Linked DNA regions of Homo sapiens: region 2 is linked to region 1. A link is a loop called in an ENCODE intact Hi-C map of the cell type or tissue named here. Cell type or tissue: mammary epithelial cell. All regions are shown on one strand.

The links. Hi-C counts contacts between places; a loop is a spot of excess contacts. Peaks named below come from ENCODE experiments on the same cell type or tissue, not always from the same donor. Only the 100,000 strongest peaks of a DNase experiment are listed, where the experiment ranks them.
Region 2: it touches region 1 in a loop (5-fold over the local background); 26 of 110 quality-filtered maps call a loop at or near these places.

What each region holds. Positions count from the first base shown.
Region 1 is chr9:132,157,283-132,165,282 of GRCh38, reverse strand. It overlaps NTNG2 (netrin G2), which reads right to left and starts at 3,225. Exons shown (of 8, transcript NM_032536.4): 1 at 3,044-3,225. It overlaps LOC124902291 (a long non-coding RNA gene), which reads left to right and starts at 3,583. Exons shown (of 2, transcript XR_007061826.1): 1 at 3,583-3,667; 2 at 4,680-4,825. In mammary epithelial cell, no CTCF peak of the experiment used is centred here; DNase peaks (open chromatin) are centred at 2,862 and 3,612; H3K4me3 peaks cover 1,789 bases; H3K27me3 peaks cover 1,707 bases.
Region 2 is chr9:131,758,820-131,766,819 of GRCh38, reverse strand. No RefSeq gene overlaps it. Among named protein-coding and RNA genes, the nearest start is that of RAPGEF1, 23 kb to the right of the region's middle. In mammary epithelial cell, a CTCF peak has its summit at 4,191 (motif pointing left); no DNase peak of the experiment used is centred here.

The DNA.
Region 1 (8,000 bases):
AGTTACATGAATGTTACATTGGGAAATAACACGACTGCAGTACTGTGGTGTGTTCCAGACACTGGATACGTCACCCGGAGAATCCAAGTCCAGCCAGCATGGGATTCTGGCCAAAAATATTGGCCAATAGGGCAAAGGTTACTGCAGTAAAAAAGTGCCTGCATGATTAATTATTCTGGTTAATATGTCTTCGATGATTGCATTTGATTTCCCAAACCACCCCAAATGTCCAGTCTGGACCTGGCTCTCCCCTGACATCCTCTTCACCTCCTGTACTTGCAAGGCCCCTGAAGAGTTAACTGTGTTTCCGTGAAACTCCATTCTCCACCCAGACAGAAAAACGCTCCTGCCAAAAATGACAAACCGAAGTGGCGGACACTTGCTGCCCTGAGCGCCCTGAGCACCTCAGGCTCGGAGCAGCCCCCAGCCAGGGCCCCAGGGCTCCAGGCATGGGACTCATTCATCTGAGTTAGGGCGACCCCTGCCCCTCTCTCTGGGTGAAGGACTGCTGATGGAGATGAACGAGAACCCAGCCAGGACCATTTTCCCCGTCTCACCTCTGGCTGTTTAAAGGGGAACCTGTTACAGAGCCTGCCTGGCCTTGAAGGCGCTCCTTGCTAGAAAACTCTAAGACAGAACGTGCCCGGTGTCTATTTTTGCAACCTGAGAAAATGTAGTAAAAATAAAATAGCGCCGCCGGCAAAGGTTTGGATGCCTCTACCCGAGCTCGCGCTGCCCAGAGCACAGCACGTTCCTAATTAATTCTTCCAGCAGTCGACTCCTAACTGTTCACTAACAGGTAGGGATCTCCTGGCTGCTGGGACAACCAGGACGCCGGGCTGCGGCTTGCAAGGAGGGCGCAGCTGCAACCTTCCTTCAGCTGCAGGACCCGCGGCTGCTCGGGGCTTGCAGGGCGCTGGACGCCGCCGGGCGCGGGGAGGCAGCGAGGCCCGGAGGCCGGGAGGCTGGGGCGAGCGGCGCGCGCGGCGCAACTCGCAAATCTATTAATTGCAGTCCTGTTGGTTTAAATGCCACGCATTCCCTGGAAAATAAATAAATTTAAAAAACCCTAACAACAACAAAATCTGCCAGGGGAAAAATGTGTTTACAACTAGTCAATCAATTGGGCGTTGCTGGCATCGCAGGGGGAATTACGAGCTCAGCACACGAATATTGCAGGCGGGTTCTGCCAAAAAGAAAAAAGAGAAGGGGGAAGAGAGGCAGGAGTCCCCGGATAACGAGGAGGAGCGCAGAGAGTGAGGAGTCGGCAGGGAAATTTTCAGAGTAAGAAGCTGCATCCCGGAGGATCGTTTTCTCCGTGGAAAATTTATCTTCACCTGATATTATTAAGAAACTGCAGCTCCCAGAAACAAATAGAATCAATGTGCTTTATTTTCTTTTAAGAGTCCTCAGGAACCAAGGGGGGCTGATAGCCAGGGTATTAAAACTCGAAAATTAGATTTTATCAGGATTTCTGAACTCAGATTTCTCTGTCTTATTGAATTAGCGCCTCCCGAGCTGGCTGGGCTCGCCAGCAGGTTCCTCTTGGAGTTGCCTGCTGCGCCCTCGCCGTGTGGGAAACTTGCCGCGGCGGGCGCGGGGCCCCTGGGGGCACGGGAGGGAGGGCGCTGGGGGCTCCCGGGGCTAGGGGGGATACTCAGCCCACCCCGGGGTTCCCTCTCCCTCCTCGGCAGGGGCGGCAGAGGGGGGTGAAATCTGCTTTCAGGGGAGAGTGGCGGTTGCCGGGAGGGAAAGGGAGCTTGGCCGGCGGGGTCACCTTCCCGTCCTCTGCCCCGGGCGGGGTCCAGCGGGCGCCCCGCGCTCACTGTAGCCTCGGCGGGCCTCTTAATTCCGGCGGCCCGGGTGTCCCCCCGCTCCGGAGCGGGCCCTTTATCCGGCCCCTGGGTCCCCGCCCGCGGGAGCCCTGGAAAGTTGGGCGCGGGAGGCGGGGCGCGAGCAGCAGCTCCCGGGTGGGTCCCGGCGGGCCGCGGGCGGGGTCGAGGCCGGGGCCAGGGTCGAGTCAGTGCTTCGGGCCGGCTGCGAGCCCTGTGCCTAGGACACCGACGACCCGGCAGCCCCGCAGCTGCTTTTCGTCTTCCCAAAGTTGCGTGCAAGCCACGGCAGCAATTAATAATTAAGCCCGTAATAAAGGCCCGGCCGGGACTGAGGCGCCCCCTTTTTCGGCACTGCCTCTCTTAATTAAAAGACACAGAGCAGGGCGCCCAGGAACTGGCTGTATCCTTTGCCCCGGCGCTGCCGCCTGTGGCGACCCGGCCGCCGCCGCCCCCAGCCCAGACGGCCAACTTACTCCGGAGCGGGCGGACCCCGCGAGCCCGCGGTCCTCTCTTCCCGCCTTCCCGCCGCCTCTGCTCCCCCCACCTGCGCGCCGCTCAGTTCCAGGTTCGACTCCACGCCGGCCCCAAACCAGTGCCTGCGCCCCCTCACCTCCCGACCCCCTCCCGGCGCCGGGAGAAGTTTCCAGCCGGACTGGCCGGGAGTTTCTCTGTGCAACTCACAGGCTCCCAGTTTGCAGAGAGATGGGAGGGCACGGGATGGGGGTGGCTCTAAGCGGTGGCGGTGGAATTGGGGTGGGGGAGAGGCGCGGGAGCAGGGTTAGTTTCCTTTTCCGAGACACATCCGAGCATCCTTGCAACATCCCTCCCCGACACACACACACACACACACACACACACACACACACACACACACACACTCTGTCTCTCTCTCACACACACACACACACACACTCTCACACACACGACGGAAAGGACCCGGGGGAAGCTGGCCAGAAAGACAAGCTACCCCTTTAAGATGCTGCTAAGAACGCACCCTCACACACCCCTCTGGGGCGACTCCAGTTCTCAGCTCGTAGCAGCCGCCACCAAACAACTTTTGCATCCGAGCCTTTGCCGGGCCGCTGTAAGTGGCTCCCGGGCCCGGGCAAGCCTGCATGGTCACCGAAGCCCTTTAAAAATGAAACCGGCCTGGCCAAGCTGCAGCCTCTCCCCCCGCCCGCCTCCCGGGCTCTCCCCGCCCGCCTTACCCCGGCTCGGAGCGGCTTCCCGGCGCGGAGACCTGGGAGGGCCGAGGACCGCCACCCTCCGGCGCTGCGCCTCCCCCCTCGGGCTGGCGCTGGGTGGGGGCGCGGGCCGAGGGCTGCGAGCCGCTGCTCCTTCCCCGCGCCGCTCCCGCCGCTGTGGCCGCCGCCGCCGCCGCCGTCAGATCGGGGCCAGGGAGCCCTCCGGCCGCCGGGGGGGCCGCCCGCAGCCGTCCCGGAGACGCGGGCCGGGGGAGGGGGCCGCCCGCGCCGCCCGCATCGCCCGCCCGGGCTGAGCGGGAGGTCGCCGCTAACAAGTGCAAACTTTTTGGCCCCCCTGGGCGGCCCGGGGAGGACCCGCGCTCGGGCGCCGGGCAGCCCCCGGCCCGGGTGGGCTTCGCGGCGTCTCGTCGGGGAGCCGGGGCATCCCCCCGGCGCGGCGCGGGCCAGATGGCGGGCGCTTCACTGCCCCCCTGCACTCCGCTCCAAGTTAATGCCGAGGCTAAATCCTCTTGCCATCACTCACGATCACCATCGGGGCTTTTATCTCTCGGTCTGATCCGGGCTGCGTAACTTCCTCTGTGTGGCTTTAACACACCATCCCACCACGGAGCAACGGTCTTCTTAAAGGTGCAGGAAGGAAATATTGCGCGGCTCGGGGGACGCGCCACGGCCCGGGGAGGGGCGCGGCGAGCAGGGGCGTCCCGGCGGGCCCGTGGCCAGGGTGGCCCCGGCAGCCTCTGGGGGGTCGCTGCCTAAACATCGCCTCCCGGCCCGGGGGCCAGCGGGTCCCTGCGCCCAGAGCGCATCCTCAGCCGGCTCCGGTCAGGCGCAGCCGGGCTGCAGCTTCCTCTTCCAAAACCCGGGGGCCTGCCGGGGTGCCAGCGCCCATGGGTGTGGGGGCTGCCCCATCGGCACGAGGGAGGGGGGCCAAGTGAGTCAGTTCCCCCACCCCCCACAGCCAAGGGCTCAGGGCTGCTCCTCGGTCTCTCTCTGTGAAGTGCTGCCACCCAGAAGGCCCCAAGCAGTGGGTACCGGGGTGGGTGGGTGGATTTGGGGAGATGGGGAGGGGGAGCGATCTGAGCGCACAACCAGAGCCTGAATACCAGCTGACACATCGCCGCCTCCACCCTGATGGGCCCTGCTTTTGACGAAGCCAAGCCAGCTCTGCAGGGAGTGCAGAGTAGTGGGGCAGGAGGGGCCTGGCTGAGGGGTTCTCTGTCTCCCTCCCCTGCAAGCATGGGAGGCAGGTGTGGGAGGGCTCCGGTAGCAGCAGCCCCGGGCAGAGGCCACCGAGTTCACAATATCATATCCGGCAGCCCTGGGCTCTCTGATCCCCAGGAGGTTTCCTGCCAGCCTGCCTCCCAGGGCTTCTGGGAGAGTTTCCACATCTTCCAGAAGCACATGTGGTTTTCGGACACTCCTGGCCTCCTGGGGTGGGCTCACTGCAGCCTTGAGCAGCCAGCACTGTCATTTGGATGCATCAAGAACAAAGGGCCTGAGGACAGACAGAGAGAGAGGCAGAGAGAGAGAGACCAGCCCAAGGTCACAGAGGGTGTTGGGAATGGAGCAAGACATGGCACCTCAGTGCCCCGCCCTGCTGCCACCCTTCACCTCCACCTTAACCCTTCCCTGTTCTCAGCTGCCCTGAAAACTGGAGACGGAGTTATACTGCTGAATAATATTTGGAATCTTGTGACAAAACAGGAAGAGGATGCAGAATTAAAGACTGTCATCTGCTGTAATAATAATAATAATATATTTATTGAACACCTGTTTTATGCCAGACTCCATGCAAACCAGTTTGTGTGCATTATTCACTGAATCTTCGCCAAAGCCCTGTGACTTCACTGCTAGTAGCAAAGCCTCAAGTTAGAGATGTTAAGTAACTTGCCCAAGGTCACATAGCTAAGGATTGTGGCCGGGGAGGCAGGGCTTTTGGGTTTCTGGGTGATGCTCTCTCACTGGCCTGGCTGGCTGGTGAACTTGGAACACGGCCCAGACTGCTTTGGGGCTCAGTTTCCCCATATGTGAGATATGAACGGTAAATCCTTCTTTTTTCAAAGAGGGGTCAAAAAACAGGGCCATTGTGTGCCTCTACCTGCACATGCTCTCAGATGCCTACCACTGGAGATGGGCCTATCTCACCAAGCAGCCCAGGAAGGCAGACATGGGCCCACCCCTGGTTACCTGTTCTATGCAGGAGGAAGCTCCTTGGGAGAAGAGAACAGATCTTGGTGGTTTGATTTTTAAGCATTCAGCCTGCAGGCAGCAGTGAAGGGCAGGGTGTGGGGCTCCTGCACAGGGTGAGTGATGACCAGGGTCAGCCCTCAGCCTGCTGTCACCCCAGGGCATGGTCATCAATCCCTGGGAACCACCCTGCTCCTCCATCATCACTGTGGACTGGATGCTGTCAGGAATGGCCAAAGAGATGGAGGAGCTGCTTCTTACTTGTAGTTCATCTAAACACAGTGGAGGAACCAGGGGTGCCTCCTCCCTAGCACTGCCAGGATGGTTTCAGTGACCCATATGTAAAGATATGTGCCACTAGAAACAATTTTTAACATGCCTCCCTGCCAGCCCCCACCTCACCAATACTCCCTGCCTCTGCAACAAGCTGATGCCAACAGGCTTTTTTTCGGGGACCTATGCCAGAAGCTGTCTTCTGGTTTCCTCATTTCCAGACCCCAGGATAATGGAAAGAGCACCGCACTGAGAGTTGGGATAATGGGCTTTTCTTGGCTCAGCCCTTACCATGCTGTGTGGCTGGGGGAGATCCCTTCCCTGCTCTTGGCTTCAGTTTCCCCATCTGCACGATGAGGGGATTTGTCCAGGAGGGTGGTCCCTCTGCTATGATCCTGAGTTGACCGCACTCCACAGCAGCCTCCAGGAGACGATGTTCCTTTCAAGTGAACCATAAAGCACTTATTTTCCAAGATAGGGAACAAATAGGATTTCAGCCTTGCGGGGACCAGGTGGTTGACGGACATTCATTTTTAAACTTCATTAAGGTAACTTCTGATAAATGACCTTTTTTCTGGCAATGAAAAGAAGCTGAGCACCAGGGGCAGGAAAGTGTTAATGAATCTCCCTGAAAATAACCGCTGGCTCCCCTCTCACCAGCAGCCTAATCATCCCCTTCACTGGTGGGATTTTGGCTCCAATGCACAGTTTTAATTTGAATTGTGTATGTGGAATTTGCTATCAAAAAGCATCTGCAGAACAATGCACTTAATTTTATTCCATCTATATTTTTGAAAAGGATTTGTATATAACCATACATATGTATGATTATATACATATGATTGTATATAAGTCCACTATATATATGGACACATCCGTTATATATGTGGACGATGAAGACATACACCAAAGTATGAACAGGGGAGATGAGGGGGGACCAATGTGCTTTATTATAGATATCCTCTCTGGGTTGCCTGACTCCTTTACAATGAGGAAATTTGCATGGTATAGATGAGTAACAGGAAATTATAAAGTCACAAGCAAAAATAATCTACTAGCTTTGTAACGAGAGGTAACAGATGAGGTCCAGGCCCTCTGGGGACTTCCAAGAGGAGGCAAGTCCTGATGCAGACAGACAGACAGACAGAAGAAATGAGCTCACATTGCTGATTTAAGTCAAGTGCAAGCTCAAAGGACACCCCCTACCAAGTTCTCACCCCTCTCCTCGCTCACTCTGTTCACTTATGCCAGGCCACGATTTTGATTCTTCGACAAACTCTTTGTCCCCTTGACCTTGAGCAGTTGAGACGCAGCTGTTAGGGAGGTGGTAAGATGCTGTGCCCAGGACCATCTAGGGGTATTCAAGACATCCTGGGGCCCCTTCTACTGCCAAGGTAGGCGCAGGGGGAACCTGCCTTCCCCAAGGTGACACCTCTAGGCAGTGGCAGAGGCTACTAGAAGCACTCTGACCCCTCCCTGTCAGTCCTCAGCTCTAATCTCTAGACCATACTCCCATTAATTATTATGACTGTATTAATCATACATGTGATTAATTCAGTAATGGTGATTCATAATTGATTGCATTTTATATGGCGCCTTTCATCCACACATCTCCCAAGATGTGTACTGCCTACAACAAGAGACACATAAAGTGGAACGTGTTCTTTGCTTGCCTGCATTTTGTTGGATAAACTTCTCTTCGGAGACGCAGGGGGCTAATGGCCTTCGAGCACACTGAGCTTGCCAGTCCCAGCTCCGTGCCCATCTCCCTGAGTACTGCAGCTCAGCGGCACCCTGCCTTTCCCGGTGGCGGCCATACCGTAGGAGTCGTGCAGACTCCACCTCCTTGGCAGGCAAGTCGACCTAGGCCCCAGGCTGCCGGGCAAGGCCAGCCTGCCCCGGCTGGGAGGCAGTGCCACAAAGCGGCTTGGATGAGGGCTCTAGAGCCTGACTCTCTGGGTATGAGTCGTGCCTCTCCTGCTAATTAGCTGTGCAACCTTGAGTAAGTTACTTCCCTCTCTGCCTCACTTTACCCAAATGAAAAATGGGATTGTAATAGTCTCCATCTTCCTAGAGTTATGGTAAAGATCAAATAAAATGATGGACAGAAAGCAATTCGAACGTGGCACACAGTAAGTGCTCAATAAATGTGAGCAGCCATTGTGGAACCTTAGGCCTGGTTCCAGCACCAGCAGCTCTGCGACTCGACTGGGCTCTTCCCTGCTCTGGATCTCAATTTTCTCAGCTGTGAAATGGGATGGTGGCTGAACCTTGTTGGTTCTTCCAGATCTTAAATGAGCACTTAATACAGTCACAGTTGAAATTTGGGGCTTCAGAGTCAAGCAGCCCTGGGGTCCCATTCCCGGCTATGTGACTCACCTTGCCAAGGCTCATTTGTTTCACCTGGAAAATGGAGGTTAGAATGGTCTCCAATACCTAGGCTTGGTCTAAGGATTTAGTGAACTAATGCTTGAAATCGATTTGGCTTCTAGAAAGTGCT
Region 2 (8,000 bases), 400 kb after region 1:
GAGCTGGACTGATCTCTTTCTCCCTGGCACACAGCTGCAGTTGGCACACCTGTGATGGCTCCATCTCCTTCTCAGGCCTTCACCACCCCCGCCATGGTTTGTCTTATTCTCCCCCTGCCCACCATTGTTCCCTCTCCCCCACATCCCTGCAGGGCCAATTGCTGTGCTGGACACAGGATTTATCCCTTGGGATAATTGCCTGGCAGTTCCTGCCCGGGAGAACTGATCACTGCACCCACGCTCTGCCCCTGTGGCTGCTCATCAAACCTTAGTGCACACTCTCATTTATTCAGCACTCACAAGACACTGGTGCAGACACGTTGCTGGACGTTGAGGATACCATGACACAGACAGACACAGAACTCACAGTCCAGCCAGGGAGGCCAAAATTAAATGAACACGATGTAATCACAGCCGGTCACGGTGGCTCTCGCCTGTAATCCTAGCACTTTGGGAGGCCGAGGTGGGTGGATCACCTGAGGTCAGGAGTTCGAGACCAGCCTGGCCAACATGGTGAACCCTGTCTCTACTAAAAATACAAAAATTAGCTGGGCATGGTGGCATGCATCTATAGTCCCAGCTACTCAGGAGGCTGAGGCAGAATCACTTGAACCCAAGAGGTGGGGGTTGCAGTGAGCTGAGATCAAACCACTGCCCTCCAGCCTGGGTGATAGAGCGAGACTCTGACTGAAAAAAAAAAAAAAAAAAAAAAGATGTAATCACCCACTTTGATCAAGCGTGCTGAAAAAGGGAATTAATGCTGGGACCTGGTTTCCTTTGGGAATCTCTGAGGGATCCCGCCAAGCAGAGACAGGGGTTGAAGAGGAGCTGAAAGGTGGGGACTCCACGTGTGCAGGGCTGGGAGCAGGAGGTCGGCCCAGCAGGAGCTGAAGGAGGGCTACGCGGCAAGAGCATGGGGAGCATAGGTGCAGACACCCAGGAGGAAGGGGGGCTAGGCACAGCCTTGGGGGCCAGGGCAAGGATACAGATTTTATTCTAAACTCTCTTCTATCACTGTTCGTGCTGCATTTCATGGCAGCACCCAAAGCTGAAGCTGATGTTGCTCTCAAGACACAATGTGTTTCTGTGCCCTGGGAGCAGGAGTTACGGGGGGAGGCTTTGTTTTCTTATCCCCTGCCCCTCCCCGATGTTTGTAACATTACGAGGTCCATGTTAGGCAGAGAAGGAACATTCCTGGATTGATGATTGATTGATTGATTGATTAGCTGATGCTGACTGATCATCTTGTTCTTATGCAGCAGAAGGGGATACGTCATCGTGAAGGACACTGAGTCCTCTGGAAGATGTGGACATCTCCACCCGTGTTGTGTAGAAAGTGTTAGGCGCTCCTTCAGAGCAGGGCTACAGATTAGGATGGAAGGTAGTTTATTTACAGGCAAAGTAGTGTTTCTTGCCGTACTACTTGATTCCCCAGCAGAATAGATGCTATTTAAAATGCTTTCAGATATGCTAGCATCAAAATTTACCCTATTTCCAATACACCTTGAAAACCGCATAAAATGTGGAGTTTATTAAAATAGAGTGGATTTATCTCTACATTCAAAAGAAAAGGCTGGAAGCAGAGACCAGGAGATGGTGATGAAAAAGCGTGCATTTATACTTGATGCTCTTTTTCCTTTTCGTCACGGGAACAGCTCTTTTCTCTCTCACTTGTTAATAACAAACTCATTCCTCCCAGACCCGGGTGACCCATTCCCAGAATGCCATGTGGTCTCCTAGTTGCCGTCTTCTTTGAGAAATGCCACAGATCTTGTCTAGGGAAGGACCAGATAGATAATGGTAAAGGGTAGTCTCATGGAAAACTCCAGAGGGAAAAGCTAGAATGCTGATCCAGAAAGGAAACTGAGCGGGAAGGACAGGCACAAGTGAGGCCACAGAAACAGAGCTAAGCAGGGTAGGACAGAGACTTAACAAAAAACCTGGGAATGCCAAAACTGGGATTGGAATGGTGAGTGCCTAAAACTTGAGAAAGATAATCTCTCAGATAGAAGAAGAGAAGGAGGAGGAGGAGAGAGGAGGAAAGGGTAGGTGGAGAAGGAGGAAGAGGAGGGAAAAAAGGAGGAGGAGGACAAGGAGGAGGAGGAAGTCTGGACCCAGTAGGGTAAAGGTAAATTGAACTTACCAGCCAAAAATACAAATAGGTTCAAGAAAGTTTTCATAAAATATTTAGAACTAGGAAGGGCCTCAGGAATTATCTAGTCTGGTGGCGTTAAACATTATTTTTGGTTAATTTTAGCATCAGAGCCAGGCATGGTGGCTGAGGCCTGTGGTCCCAGCTACTTGGGAAGCTGAGGTGGGAGGAATGCTTAGGCCCGGGAGGTCGAAGCTATAGTGAGGTGTGATTGCACCACTGCACTCCAGCCCAGGCAACAGAGTGAGTCCCTGTCTCAAAAAAAATAATTAATTAATTAAAAATAAAAATAAAAGGTTACCATCAGGACTATTTTCTTCAAAAGAAAATTGCAGACTGGGCAGTGGCTCATGCCTGTGATCCCAACACTTTGGGAAGCCGAGGCAGGCAGATTACTTGGGGTCAGGACTTCGAGACCAGCCTGGCCAACATAGTGAAACCCCGTCTCAACTAAAAATGCAAAAGAAATTTTTTTTTTTTGAGACGGAGTTTCACTTTTGTTGCCCAGGCTGGAGTGCAAAGGCACGATTTCGGCTCACTGCAACCTCTGCCTACCAGGTTGAAGCGATTCTCCCGTCTCAGCCTCCTGAGTAGCTGGGATTACAGATGTGTACCACCACACCTGGCTAATTTTTGTATTTTTAGTAGAGATGGGGTTTCATCATATTGGTCAGGCTGGTCTCAAACTCCTGACCTCAGGTGATCCGCCCAGCTCGGCCACCCAAAGTGCTGGCATTACAGGTATGAGCCACCGCACCTGGTGGCAAAGCACTGATTTCTACCCCTCACACTACAGAGGAAGCAGCAGTGGCTGAGGGGGTGGAATGGAGCCCCAGGCCGGCCAACTCCATGCTCACTTCTCCCGGGGAGATGACAGCCACATATCTGCATGGTGCCTCGGGCCTTACCAATGCCCACTGACTGTTGTCCAGCAACTCTGACCAGGTGCTCTGGCCAGACGGTGTGGGGTGGAGTCGGGGAGCCCCAGCCTGGCTCCTACAGCTGGGGCAGGCTGGCTTGCCCCTCTGCCCTCTGTCTGCCCATCTGTCTGGTGGGGATAATCACAGTACCCTCTGGGGTGGGCTGTGATCTGAAGACAGAAGAGAAAGACACACCCAGGGAGGGCAGGACAGCTGGGGACATGCTCAGGGTGGAGATGGCACCGACGCTGAAGCTCTCCCATCCCACCTGCCTTCACATCTTCAGAGGGTGGCTGTGAGAATTAAATGAGTGAAGGCTTTGGAAGCACCAGCCCCGCGTCTGGCATGAAGTAAGCACTCAATAGACCATAGTTATTATTATTATCATCATCATCATTATTATTATTTTATTATTTCGAGACAGGGTCTTTTCTGTCGCCCAGGCTGGAGTGCAGTGGCGTGATCACGGCTCACCGCAGCCTCGACCTCCCAGGCTCAAGGGATCCTCCAACTTCTGCCTGTTGAGTAGCTGGGATTACAGGCCCGAGCCACCACATCTGGCTGATTTTTGTATTGTTTGAGGAGATGGGGTCTGGTCATGTTGCCCAGGCTGGTCTGAAACGCCTGGCTTCAAGTGATCCTCCTACCTCGGTCTCCCAAAGTTCTGGGATTACAGACGTGGACCAGGATGCCTGGCCATCATCATTATTTTATTTTTTATTTTTATTTTAGTTTTTAGCTCTGCAATGTTCCCAGCAATGGCCGTCATCATAGTTCTAACACTGTTATCGGTACTGAGCCTCGGGATAGGACCCCAGGGGGGTGGGCCATTATCATTACGGTGTTGCCATTTTACAGGTGCAGAAACTGAGGCACAGAGAGGCCAAATCATTTTCCCAACGTCCCAGAGCTTGTGAGTGACAGAAGCCAAGTGGTTTCTGGATTTCCTTCCCCGGGCTCAGTCCACCACAGCAGGGTGTGAGGCGAGGGGAACGTGGGCTCCCCACGACCCACCCAGTTCCCAGCGAGGTCCGCCGCTGGCTCTCAGGTCCTCCCGGGTGGCTCCTGGGAGGCGCCGGGCGGGGCTGTCTTCTGTGGGACTGTGCCGCCCTCTGGTGGCCGCATGGCAGAACTCCGCCGGCAGCCAGGCCCGCCAGAGGGCCGCGCGCCCTTGGCCGCCACTGTTCCATCCTAGCCCCTCCTCACCCCGGCGCTGCGGACACCCCACGTCGTCCACACGATGGCCCCGCCCCGCCTGGAACAGATGGCAGCCACTGCCGGGGCAGCCTACAGGCCTAGCCAGGCGCCGGGGCCAGGGCGAAACCAGTGCCGCCCTCCCAGTGGCTGGGTCAAGGCGCAACGTGGAATCCCCACGTAGATGCCTTGGCCCAAGTGTGCAAGCGTGTGTGCGTGTGTGTGAGTGCGTGTGTGTGCTCCTGTGTCAGGATCATGTGAAGGCAGCATAAATAGGTGAGAAGGAAAACAGCAAGGCAGGATTCCAGTGCAAACTGTGTACCCTGTCACCTACAAATTCAATGCCACACTGAGTGGGGATTTAGGGAAATGTTGGGACTCTTTCCTGGTGTGTGTTTTGCAGCTACCAACATCATCATTGCAAGTTTTTAAAGCCAAGGAAACACACAGGAGTGTAAATTGGTACAACGACTCAGGAAATGTTTGGCTGCTGAAGTGAAATATACATGTGCCCTGAGACCCAGCAGCTCCATGCCTGGGTGTGCACACGGAAATCTGGACATACACACACACACACACACACACACACACACACTTAAAAAAGACAGGCACAGGGATGTTTATGGTTGCTGTATTAGTAATGACCCAAACCTGGAAGCAACCCAAATGCTCATCAATAGCAGAATGGGCCAGGCATAGTGGCCCATGCATGTAATCCCAGCCCTTTGGAAGGCCTAGGTGGGAGGATCACTTGAGCCCAGGAGGTGGAGGCTGTACTGAACCTAAATCACACCACTGCATTCCAGCCTGGATGACAGAGAAAGACCCTGTCTCAAAAAAAAAAAAAAAAAAAGAGTAGATTGGATGAACAAATTGTGGTAGTCATATATAGTTCATATAATGAAATATTATACTGCAGTGAAAAAGAACTACATGTTGGCCAGGCACAGCGGCTCATTCCTGTAATCCCAGCACTTTGGGAGACCAAGGTAGGAGAATCAGTTGAAGCCAGGAGTTTGAGACCTGCCTGCAACCTAGTGACAGCCTGTCTCTATAAAAAAATAAAATAAAAACATTTCAATTAGCCAGGTGTGGTGGCATGCACATGTGGTCCCAGCTAGTCAGGAGGCTGGTGGGAGGATTGCTGGAGCCCAGGAGATCAAGGCTGCAGTGAGCTATGATTGCACCACTGCACTCCAACCTGGGCAACAGAACGAGACCCTGTCTCAAAAAAAAAAAAAAAGAACTACGGTAATAGCATAAGCAGATGTCAGACATAGTATGGAGCAAAAGATGCTAGACCCAAACTTCCCACTTACATGAAGTTCAAAACCAGGTCTAAGGGCCAGATGTGGTGGCTCACATCTGTAAGCCCAGCATTTTGGGAGGCCAAAGCGGGCAGATTACCTGAGGTTGGGAGTTTGAGACCATCCTGGCTAACACGGTGAAACCCCGTCTCTACTAAAAATGCAAAAAATTAGCTGGGCTTGGTGGCGGGTGCCTGTAGTCCTGGCTACTCGGGAGCCTGAGGCAGGAGAATGGTGTGAACCCAGGAGGCAGAGCTTGCAGTGAGCCAAGATTATGCCACTGCACTCCAGCCTGAGCGACAGAGCAAGACTCCATCAAAAAAAAACAAACAAAAAAAAAACAAACAAAAAAAACAAATTAGCTGGGCATGGTGGTGGGCCCGGGAATCCTAGCTACTCGGGAGACTGCAGCAGGAGAATCACTTGAACCCGGGAGGCGGAGGTTGCAGTGAGTTGGGATCACATCACTGCACTCCAGCTGGGGCAGCAGAGTGAGACTCCATCTCGAAAAAAAAAAAAAAAAAAAAAAAAAGGCCTAAGGTATCTATGGCGATACACATCAGAATAATGGTTACCTCCAGCAGGGTGAGGCCTTCTGACTGGAAGCAGTATAAGGGTGCCTTGGTGGGTGGGGGAGGGGGATACTGGGAAGGTTCTAGATTTTATTCTGGATGGTGTTTATCTAGGGGTAAAATCTCACCAAGCTGTACATGTAAGACTATCCTGCTTTATTGTTTGTCTGCTAACCTTAAAAATGGCCAGGCATGGTAGCCCGTGCCTGTAATGCCAGCACTTTGGGAGGCCAAGGTGGGAGGATCATTTTAGATCAGGAGTTTGAGACCAGTCTGGACAACATAGTGAGACTCCGTTTCTACAACATTAAAACAAACAAACAAAAAATTAGCCAGGCGTGGTGGCATGCACCTGTAGTCCCAGGTATTTGAGAGGTTGAAGCAGGAGGATCACTTGAGCCCAGGACCTTGAGGCTGCCGTGAGCTATGATTGTGCCACTTCACTCAAGCCTGGGTGAAAGAATAAGATCCCATCTCTCAAAAAAAAAAAAAAAAAAATCAGGCCAGGCACAGTGGCTCATGCCTGTTACCCCAGCACTTTGGAAGGCCGAGGCAGGTGGATCATGAGGTCAGGAGCTCAAGACCAGCCTGGCCAACATGGTGAAATCCCGTCTCTACTAAAAATAGAAAAATTAGTCGGGCACAGTGGCATGCGCCTGTAATCCCAGCTACTTGGGAGGCTGAGGCTGGAGAATCGCCTGAACCCAGGAGGCAGAGGTTGCAGTGAGCCAAGCTCACACCATTGCACTCCAGCCTAGGCAACAGAGCAAGACTCTGTCTCGAAAAAAAATAAAAAATCAAAGAAAAACTTTAAGAACAACCTAGAAATAAAAACCCAGAGACAACGAAGGAAGGGGAGGGGTGCCGGGCTCATTGCTGGCAGCAGCTCTGAGCAGAGGGGACTTAGGGCTGTGATCAGGTGGACTTAGGATTGCTGTAGGGTCTCACTGAGATAATGCTGGTGAAGTACAGGTACAGAGAAGTCCCAGGCATACTGGCTTCTGCTCATTGTTTTCAAAACCCCAGAGGGTCCTCCTAGACCTCTTCCTTTTATGAAACACACTTAATTTCCTAGTTCGAAGCTACAGAATAGGATTGTAGCTTCCCCTTCCTCCCTTCTTTTTCCTTGTCTGTATTTTTGCATTTTTCTACAATAAATGTGTTATAACTTTTGTGATATGAAAAAAAGCAATAAGAGCTATTTTAATTAAAGGAAAAAAGCTGTGTGTGCAGATTCTGATTTGTGGAGTTTGCAGAAAGGCAGACTCTAAGAGCATTAAGGTTATTTGAGTCAGGGAAAGAGTTGGGGGTTTGGAGTCTTTTGGCCAAAACTGCCTCTGCCTGCTTCTCCTGTCTGGGAGGTAGCAGCCTTTTTATTGATACAAATGCAAGAGCAGCTGCCTCCATGAATCATCAGATTGCACCCTCCCTTAATTGCTTACTCAACTAAGTGCTTTGCAGACTTTCCCTTCTCAGCTTTGTAACAAGTTAGAAGTCAGGTACTACTATCAATTTCATTTAGAGGAGGAAGCAACTGAAGCATGGCGTGGTGCACGCCACACAGCTAGTAAATGTCTGGCTTATAGTGGCTTTGGTGACAGTGGCTTAGATGGCTGGCCCTGGGTGGCCGTCAGGAGCTCCACTGTCCAGTCCTGACCTTTCTCTTGCCTGGATGTTCTGCAGACCCCTACCTCTACCTGGCTCATCCTTCCTGGAAGCTGTAGTAGAAGCATATATTCCCTGTCTTACAAGGTCAATCACCATTATTATCCCCATTTTACACTCAAAAGCACAGGTTTAAGAGCATTTAAATAACTTGCCCAAAATCCCCTAACCCATAAGTGACAGTGCAGTG